3 separate regions of the Homo sapiens genome follow, and regions 2 and 3 are each linked to region 1. Evidence: chromatin contacts called from ENCODE Hi-C or POLR2A ChIA-PET data. All regions are on one chromosome and are shown on one strand. The core of a region is the stretch at or near the end of the contact, and the rest is flanking DNA. Distances in the headings are between cores, read along the strand shown.

What was found. Hi-C counts contacts between places; a loop is a spot of excess contacts on that map. ChIA-PET counts read pairs that join two places held with the same protein, here RNA polymerase II (POLR2A). Pooled maps may share reads with other maps.
Region 2: a loop to region 1 is called in a map with no recorded cell type, with 1.9 times the contacts of the local background. The contact joins the enhancer-like site here to the promoter of GNG4 in region 1. A Hi-C loop is called at or near these places in 1 of 37 single-sample maps with no recorded cell type and 2 of 50 pooled maps. POLR2A ChIA-PET finds 5 or more read pairs at or near these places in 4 of 52 experiments (AG04450, H1, T-cell and 1 more).
Region 3: a loop to region 1 is called in a pooled map, with 2.8 times the contacts of the local background. The contact joins the promoter of GGPS1 here to the promoter of GNG4 in region 1. A Hi-C loop is called at or near these places in 1 of 168 maps with a recorded cell type or tissue (naive thymus-derived CD4-positive, alpha-beta T cell), 1 of 37 single-sample maps with no recorded cell type and 8 of 50 pooled maps.

The regions. Positions count from the first base shown.
Region 1 is chr1:235,648,024-235,651,058 of GRCh38, forward strand. GNG4 (G protein subunit gamma 4) reads right to left here and starts at 1,761. Exons shown (of 4, transcript NM_001098722.2): 1 at 1,639-1,761. RefSeq lists enhancers at 1-260, 2,726-3,035 and a silencer at 1,626-1,735.
Region 2 is chr1:235,937,308-235,940,425 of GRCh38, forward strand. The region is part of intron 2 of LINC02768 (long intergenic non-protein coding RNA 2768); the gene reads right to left. All of the region lies in intron 2 of LOC105373215 (a long non-coding RNA gene), which reads left to right. Among named protein-coding and RNA genes, the nearest start is that of LINC02768, 34 kb to the right of the region's middle. Within about 2 kb of position 1,549, at least 6 of the 41 ENCODE cell types and tissues checked have a DNase peak (open chromatin) inside an H3K27ac peak, as active enhancers do.
Region 3 is chr1:235,327,127-235,330,254 of GRCh38, forward strand. GGPS1 (geranylgeranyl diphosphate synthase 1) reads left to right here and starts at 1,444. Exons shown (of 4, transcript NM_004837.4): 1 at 1,444-1,652. It overlaps ARID4B (AT-rich interaction domain 4B), which reads right to left and starts at 1,053. Exons shown (of 24, transcript NM_016374.6): 1 at 643-1,053. RefSeq lists enhancers at 1-467, 1,204-1,263, 1,504-1,593, 2,094-2,243 and silencers at 174-263, 274-503, 674-723.

The DNA.
Region 1 (3,035 bases), core at 511-3,010:
TTTTTTTTTTTCTGGTTTCTCCACCATCAGTTTGCATGAGAAACGCCAATCATAGGACTGCTGGGAATGGCCCCTTAGCTGTGCTGTTTCTGAGCCAGGCCTACATCCTCCACTGGCTTCCTTGGGCGAATTTTAAGGCCTATGAGCACTGGAGTTGTGCATGGAGGTGGGGGCCAACAGGAAGTCCATTGTCCTAAATAGTCATTTCAGCCTAACTAACCCCATGGTGAGGCTGCTCATTAACAGGCAAGGCATCACTGTAAACCTTGCATTTGCATTTACACCTACTATTTATTAAGTGCCACAGCCATCTCTTATCATGACCGGTCACTGAGCAAACCCTACATTTCAAAAACAATCCAGTTTATAGGTCCTCTGTCTGTTTCTCCGGGCTGGAAAAGGCTTTCCATTTATCAACTTAGTTGTCCCCCCAGTCGCCTCTTGCAGGGAACAGGGCCAGATCAGATGGCGGCTGGTTCCCCTCCCCCGCCTCATACAAAAATCAGGAAAAGGAGTTGCGGGAGGAATCGAGAAGCCGGCCGCAGAGCCCAGGTCCCCCATGGCTACTGTGAGGCATTCGCCGCTGCAAATTTCCTGTCCACTGTGGGAAGCGGCACACCTCACTCATGAGCAGACGACAGGACTGGCACGTTTTAATGGAGCACACGGGCGCAGCCTAGGCGGCCTTTTGCTCCGGCTGAGAGGCACGGGCCCGGTGCCAGCATTTGACAGTCCTGGGAGGCGACGGGTAGAGGAGAGACGCGGCAGCCGCGGGGCCGGGGAGACGGTGGGAGGCCCGGCGTCCATCATCCACTTTATTACTTGATCAAACTTTAACATTTTCGGGTTTCCTAACACCTTAGCCCCAAATACTCGAAATGAAGCAAATCTTAAATTAAGGAGTCTTTCCCCACCACGCTCTGTCCTCCTCCCCACTTCACCCTCCCGCCGTTTCGCGTTATTTCCAAGGCAATTTAAAAAATCAAGCCAAACAAAGCTCCCCGGTTGCTGCCGGGCGCGCGCGGCGAACGAAGCACATTTCAGTTCAGCACCAGCCTCGGGGACAGACGCCATCAAGGAGGTGAGGAAAACCACCCTCAGCTGCGGTGGCTCCAGCGTCACCCCGAGTGCTCCCGAGGCGGCGTCTGGGCTGCTGGGGAGCCAGGAGGGCTTCCTCAGGCACTCGCCAGAAACATTTCCCCAAAGAAAACGCCCAACCAGCCACGCCATCTCCTGCCACTGAGGTCCTTTTCCACGGGGGACGTCCCCGCTGGGAAAACAGCAAACGCTCTGTGACCTACAAATGGAAGAGGGGACCCCCGAGCCCCCGCCTGCCTCATGCCGGAGGGACCGGGCGCCCCCAGCCCCGGAAGCCCCTGGACGCGCTCCGAGGGGGCTGTCCACACCCGCGCGCGGGCTTCCCCGGGGCCCGGCGGGAGGTCCCGGGAGAGGAGGCCGAGGGAACCACAGGTCTTTGTGTCGCGTGCAGCAGCAGCTGGCGGCGTGAGGACCACACCGGCGCCAGAGCCGTCTCCCTAGGTCCGGAGACTTTCACCCCGAGTTTCCCTTCCGCGTCTGGCTGCACCGGGCTGGGCTCTCCCCGCGGACACCCGGGGCTCCGGCCGGGCGCCCACTTACCCGGAGCGGGATCACGCGCGGGCTTCGTCTGCAGCGCGGTGCTCGCGGGGGGCGGCCAGGCCGAGCGGCATCGCTCCGCATCGGGGCGCGGGCCGGGCTCGGGTGCAAACGCGCGCCTCGTGCCCCTCCCGCCGCCCGCGGGGTCTCCGCGTCCCGTCACCGGCCCCGCCCCGCGCCGCGCCTCCCGCCCTGCAGGGCCCGACCACGCGGGCCTGGGGGCGCAGGCGGACCCTCCCCCGGCCCTGGACGCTGGGGGCTTCTGCTCGGCCCCCTGTGCCGTGGGGGCCCAGACTGGGGAAGGGAGAGCCGGCGACTCTGCGACCCTCGCCCCCGTTCCACGCTGGCCGCGCCCACTCCGCCGCGGGGTCTCGCCCGGGAAATCCCGCCCGCTGCCACCGACGTCACTGCTGCGTCACCGGGGCTCCCGCGCTCCCCGCCCCCGCCCCCGCCCCAGCCCGGGCCCGCGCCCCCCGCCCGCTACTCGGGCCCACGCCCCCTGTCCCAGCAAAGGGCCGCGCCCCCGCCCCGCCCCCCCGGAGCCCGCGTGGCCGGGGGACCACTGGAGGGGTCTGTGGGGCGGGGCCGGGGGGTAAATCACTGGGGGGGGGTCTGGGGGGCGCGGCGGGGGGGAGATCACTGGAGGGATCTGCGGGGCGGGGCCGGGGGGGAAATCACCGGAGGGGTCTGGGGCGGGGCCGGGGTTGCTGGAGGGGTCTGGGGACGGGGCCGCGGTCAGCGCGGGCTCCCCGAAGCCTCAGGTACCGCCCTCGCTCGGGGTGAGCTCCAGCGCCTGGGCCGTTGGGGCGCGGGCCGCTTCCCACCCTGCACCAAGGGACGCCTCGGAAGCCTCCGGCCAAGGCGGGGAACGGCGGAGAAACGCGGAATACCTGTGCGAATTCGCGCGGCCGCGTCGCCACTAACCCGGCGAAGGCTGACCCGACGTTGCTGAGTGACGGGGACCAGGGGCCGGCGAGGCCCCCACTCCGGGGGGAGCGAGGCCGGGAGGGCGGAGGGCGCGTGCTGGAGGCGGGGGTGCCCTTCGCGCCCCGGTTCTAGGAGCGACTGCTCTCCAGGCCTCGTCCCTGTGGCACCGCAGGCTTTTGCGCTGGAGATTTTAAAACACTTTAGTGATTACAGCCCTCTTCCTTTCAGGGAAAAAACAGTTTAAGCGCCGTCCATTTTCCGACTTGGTAAAATAATACGAAACCTTGGGAATAGAGAAGCAACGAAAACATTTCACGCAGTGTTGGCAAGATTTGTAGAAAAGGAGGCCAATATTAATTCCCTTTGTGAAAACAACAACATAACATCATGATGAACGATTAGGAAATATTTCGGGAAGATCTGGGCGCCTCATCCTCATCCGCCGTCCACAAGCGGTCCCTGCCACAAAGGAC
Region 2 (3,118 bases), core at 299-2,798, 290 kb after region 1:
CTGGCCCCGATAACCACCCACCACTCTGAGAAGCTGCTCTGTTGGGGAAGATCTGGTTGCCATGAGTTCCTGTGACAACCACCCCAGAGGAGAGAACAGGAACCCTACTGTTTAAGGCAGATAGGTCCGATGCGCTATCTTGGACCCCAGTTGTTCCTTTAGGAACAGCTGAAGTTGGAAATTGTAAATGCAGTGCTGACCAGCAAGCAGTGGATGGGAAATTTAGGTCAAGGTGTTTACAAAAAGGAGAGAGCGAGGTCTGGGAAATCTGAAAACAGTTCTTGCAGCCCATCTACCCCAAACCAGTGCCAACTTCACTTAGGAACAGGTCAGAAGAAAGTGACCCAGGAATGGGGGCCTTTTTGGAGCAACTGGCTTAGTTAACCGGAAACGTTTCCAGTTTCTCTTCAGAGATTGGCTGGGATGAAGACACTGAGCTTCCTGCCCAGCCTGCTGGGCGCAGGTTGACGTTGGCTGGAGGAAGGAGAGGAGCCTAAGATATCCTTTAGAGGAGACACAATTTTGAAAAGGAGGATTCAGGCAATGAAAGTCTTAGATCCCTTTAGTGTGATTTTAAATTATTTTTAGGTGGCTACAAGTGAAATGTGAAACATCCTCTGTCACTTGAGGTAATACTATTAATTTCTATTTTATTTTATTTTATTTTATTTATTTTATTTTGAGATGGAGTCTCACTCTTTTGACCAGGGTAGAGTGCAGTGGCGCGACCTCGGCTCACTGCAAGCTCTGCCTCCCAGGTTCACGCCATTCTCCTGCCTCAGCCTCCCGAGTAGCTGGGCCTGCAGGCGCCCGCCACCATGCCCAGCTAATTTTTTGTGTTTTTAGTAGAGACGGGGTTTCACCGTGTTAGCCAGGATGGTGTCAATCTCCTGACCTTGTGATCCACCCACCTCGGCCTCCCAAAGTGCTGGGATTACAGGCATGATCCACCGCGCCCAGCCTTTATTTTTAATTTTTCTTAGAGACAGGGTCTCATTCTGTCACCCAGGCTGGAGTGCCGTGGCGTAATCACAGTTCACTGCACCTTCAACCTCCTGGGCTCAAGCCATCCTCCCACCTCAGTTACTTGAGTAGCTGGGACTACAGAAGCACCCCAGTATGTCTGGCTAGTTTTTAAATATTTTTGGTAGAGACAAGATCTCCCTGTGTTGCCCAGGCTGCTCTCAAACTCGTGGCCTCAAGAAGTCCTCCCGCTTGGACTTTCCAAAGTGCTGGATTACAGGTGAGAGCCACCTATTTACTTCAAATCTCACAGTATACGCTTAGCTGTCCCTTGCTGCCATACTGGCCGTGAGTCGTGACCTCAACCTGTTCTAAATTTTTAAGATGATTAAAGTGGACAGTGCCTCACGTAAACACCACCACCAGAGTGAATAACCAGGGGCCCAGCTTCCTCCTGAAGGTGCATTTATATGTTTATGTCAAATGCACAATCACAACCCTTGTGCATTATTGGACTGCCTGTATTAAAAGAGAATGTTTTGCTGAGAAGGTTGAGTGCCCTGGAAGGAAGTTGCTCAATCTAAGTGGAAACCAAACCCTAGCTTTGGTTTCCTCGGGAAATTTTGCAGTAACTACTTCTCTATAATTAGTGAGCGTGGGTTTGACCAAGCCCTTAGCCTAGATCCTGCCATAGTCCTATGTAGACATAGCAGTGCCCAGACCTAGAGCCATGAGACTGGTCATCTTTGTTATCCTGTAACCATGCAGGTGTTGAGTCTTAGAAGGAACCACCCAGTGTGGGAGTTTTCAGGTTTTTTTCTAAGTCTACAGTGGATTGAAGGGAAGGAGGAGGAGGAGGAGGAGAAGGAGGGGGGAGGAGAAGGCTGGGTTCCTAGCAGCTTTTCCGTCATGTACTGCACACAAGCAGGTCCACATTTGAAAGGAAGTCCTATGATCAAAAAAAAGTGGAAAGGAATTAACCACCATTGATTCCTCTAACTTTGCCGTCTTACTGATAAGGAAATGAAGATCCAGAGAGGTTAAGTGACTGGCCTGAGGTCATGAGTTTATGATAAATGGCAGAGGCTTCGGACCAGGGCCCGTTCTCAGTACTGCACACCAGTCACACTGATGACAGCAGAGTGACAGGTACTGTTGATAAGCCTCTCGATAGACAGACTGACAGTCAATCAATATCTACTGACTCCTACTATATAGGGAGCTTTATACTGGCTTCTGAGAGATACTCATGGCTTCTCTCCCACAAAGAGCTTACGTTATTCTGTGAGCCATGACACATGTTCAAAACATGTAAGTAACAGTGCAAAACAAGAGTGGTAGAGTGTCAGGAAAAAATGCCATAGGAATCAGCAGAGGGAGAGCTTTCTATGAGGAACCCTGGTGGGGGAGGTTTCACAGGGGAGGTGAGCCTTGGAGGATGTATTTCATTCACACAGGTAGAGGAGGGCAGCCCTTGGAGACACTGTGAGGACAGAGTGTCAGTGCAGAAATGGCAGGTTCTGTGAGGACATAACAGGGTGTCTTGGGTGGAGGTATTTCACACTAGGAAATACTGAGCGTGAAGGCTGAATAGGGGACTTGGAATGTAGCCATTAAAAGAGGATTTTGGCCAGGTGTGGTTGCTCACCCCTGTAATCCCAGCATTTTGAGGGGCTGAGGCTGGAGGATCATGTGAGTCTGGGAGTTCGAGACCAACCTGGGCAACATAGCAAGACCCTATCTCTACAAAAAATTTAAAAAATTAGCCGGGCATGGTGGTGGACACCTGTGGTCCCAGCTATTTGGGAGGCTGAAGTGGAGGATCTCTTGAGTCCAGGAGGTTGAGGCTGCAGTGAGCTGTGATCGTGCCACTGCTCTCAAGACTGGGTGACAGGGTGAGCCTCTATCTCTAAAACAAAAGATAGCTTTAAAAATGTATAAATAATTTAATTTTTTAAAAATGAAGGGGGAATTTAACCTTTATGCAATTATGCTCTACAAGGTGGTTGGGGAGAACAGGGATGAGATGACACTGCCTGGGGAAGGTTAGTGTGGCTGCAAGGTGCTGGGTACATTAGACAGCAAAGAGCTGTGGGTCAGGGAGTGGATGAGCACCCAGAACTTGGTGCTGGCAGAGCGAAGAGATCAACCCGTT
Region 3 (3,128 bases), core at 194-2,693, 320 kb before region 1:
GGCCCCGCCATCCCCGCAAACCCAACCACCTACACAGCTCGGCAGCTTCCCGTCCCCATTGTCGAGACCCGACGGAGTTTCCCGTCTACGACAATGACGCCATTTCTGTCAGAGAAGAAACTCACAACAAGCCCGGCGTCCGGCGCAGGGCCGGCCGCTCTCCCCTAGGGCCTCGGCGCCCGGCCGAGCGAATCCGCGCCCCCACGCGCCGCGTCCGAGCGAGAGGCCGGCCGGGGGCCACCGAGGGGCCAGGAGGGCCTGTGGGCCGCGGGCAGGACCGGCCCGCCACAGAGCCCCTGCCCACGTCCCGTTCCGGGCTCAGACCCGACAAGTGGGAGCGAGATCAACATCTGGCCCCGCCGCGGGGACAACGTGAGGGCCGAGGGCCCCGGAGGCGGAACGGCCCCCACCCTGCCCGGGCCCCCGACCGCGGCCGCTAAACCGCTGAGTGTGCGGCCGCCCAGCCAGGGGGCGGCTCGGACACAGCGGCTGCGGGGGGTGGGGGTTCCCGGGAGGCCGAGGCCCCGAATTCGGGCGCCGCAGGGACCACCACCGCGATCTTCCTCTGCTCCTTGGCCGGGCCCAGCGACTCCCAAAAGAACCCCCTTAGGAGACCACGAAAGCCCCAGAAAATATCCCTACCTTCCTCGGAGGCGAGATCTGACCCTGGCACGTCCAGAGTCCCCTCTCTCCTTCTCCCCCCCAAAACCAGCAGGCCCGGGGGAGAGATGGGGAAGAAGGGCGGCGGGTCCAGCGGCTGCTGAGGCAGAGGCTCCGGCTCCTCCTCCTCCCGCGGCGGCGACTGGTACCTTTGTTTGGCGGCCGCTCGGGCTCCCTGGTTGGGGGGAGGGGGACGACGAAAAATCCCCCCCGGACTGGAGGTCCGGGCCCCCAATCGCGCTGCCCTCCAGAGGACGGCGGCGATGGACCCTCTGCAGCTCCCTCCGGGCAAAGGTCCAGGCGGTGGCCGTGGCGGCGGCAAGATGAAGCTCAAGAGTCTCCCTCCGCTTCGGCGACCGAGCTCCTCACTCCGGACTCGACTGACGGGCAAACATCGCTTCCCCCCCACCGACTCTAGGTTCCCCCCCTTTCTCCCCTCCCCTAGATTTTTTTTCCCCCCCTCCCCTACCTCTTTCCCGGATGGCCTCTTAGACGACCTTGGATTGGTTAAAGTTCTTTAGAACCCGCCTATACACTGTTCCTATTGGTCCCTGGATACAAACAACGACGCCATTTTCCCACCAGTTCTATGGAAACAGAAAGTTACGCCTCAAGGCTTTCTGGGAAATAAAGTCCATACTCTGGGGCCAACGCGCAAATCCTCGTCCGCGAGAACTGCAAGGCCCGCAATGCCCTGCGCCTGCGTGGACCGGTGCGGGGGCGGGGGGGAGGTGAAAGGGGCGGGGCAACAAAGCAGTAGGGAGGCGGCAACGACGCCTGCGCAGTGTGACCGGGATGGCGCATTTTCTTGCACCAACTAATGCGGTGTCGCTGGCGGCTGAGGAGGGCGGAGAGTTCTGTGGTGAAATAGTGGGAAGGATTCATGTAGGCATCGGGAAGAGCCTAAGTCCACATTATAAAATAGGAAGTTGATGCGGGGTACAGTTACTCCCGGACCGGCGGCGTGAAAGTCGTGATATCATCGTTGAACTGTGAGCGGCAGTGGCGGCGGCTGGGGGGAACCCGGATGGGAAGAAGGGCGGGGGAGGCTGGGAGGCGGGGCAGAGGAAAGAAAGAAAGGAGAGTGAGGACCCGGATGCTGAACCGGATTGTGTATGAATTTTCCATCCCCTAGCTTTAAGCGAGGAGGGAGAGGAAGGGTTGGCCAAGTGGGGCGGAAGGGAGCATCTGAGCGAGGAGGAAGCAGAAACCTCACCGTTTCTTCCCCTCCGGACTCTGTGCTAGCACTGTATACGTTTGCAGTTCTCTGCCCAGCCGCTGTGGAAAATCGGCCTCGAAGTGATTGAAATTCCCTGTTTATATCAGGCGGCTTCTTTCAGATCCATCGTCTTTCTCCCGGAGTATGAATGGAAGGATTCAGTATGCGCTTCACATTTGTATGTCTCTGGCCATTCTCAAACCAGGCCCTTCCCTTTGAAAAGTCTTTTGCATGGGATGTTCACTTCTTAGACGCAAGGTTGTGTGCCCTGGTTTCATCGTCTAACGCGTTAGAAGGCGCTTTCATTTCTTCATGGGTGTTGAGCGCCGACCACTGGGGTGGCCTCTGCCTTCGTAGACCTGCGCCTGGTGAGACGGACAGATGCTGAACAAAACGATGTGAAATTACCGCAGTGGCAGTGCCCCAGAGGAGAGTTCCACGGTGATAGGAGAATGAGGGAATTTGGCTTCTTTAGGGAGGGAAAGGAAGGGTTTCTGAGCAAGTGAGGATCGAGCTGAGAGCTGAAGGGCTAGCAGGAGTTAACTAAGGAAAGAGAAAAGGAAAAGACATTCCAGACAAAAAGACTAACTTGTCAGAAAGCCCTGTGGCGGAAGGGAGCTTTTCCAATATGAAGAACTGAGCCTGGAGAGATGGGATGAGGGGGAGTGTCGAACCTTTTAGGCTTTGTAAAGGAGTTTTGGTTTTCTCCTAATAGCAATGGGATATCTTCCAAGGAATCTCAATCAAAAGGGAGAGATGGCTCCGATTGGAATGTCATCCCTGGCTGAAGAGTAGAGGAAGCGAAAAAAAGAAGAGTTAAAGAGGCAAATGCAGGGAACCCGACGAGGAGGCTATTGCCGTAGTAGTTCACATGGTGAAAAGAATGGAGCGTTTGTATTAATGATTATGGATTCACTCTTTGAACAAATTTCTGGCAGCTTTTTAGTTTTGAAAGTGAGAAGTTTCAGACTCTCACTGAGGTATTCTGTAGTTTTTTCACTCTAAAAGGAAACTAGTAGAGTTCATGTAACACACACTAATGCCTCTTTACATTTAACTTTAGTATGTGATAGCTGAAATTTCCAGCTGTGATAAATTGGGAAATCCTTTGATTTAAAAGAAAAACAAAGGCGGGTGAGGGTGAGAGTATATGCCACGGTGTGTAGAATCCTTTAGACTCTTAAGAAGACACAAGGCGGCTGGGCGTGGTGGCTCACGCTTGTAATCCCAGCACTTTGGGAGGCCGAGG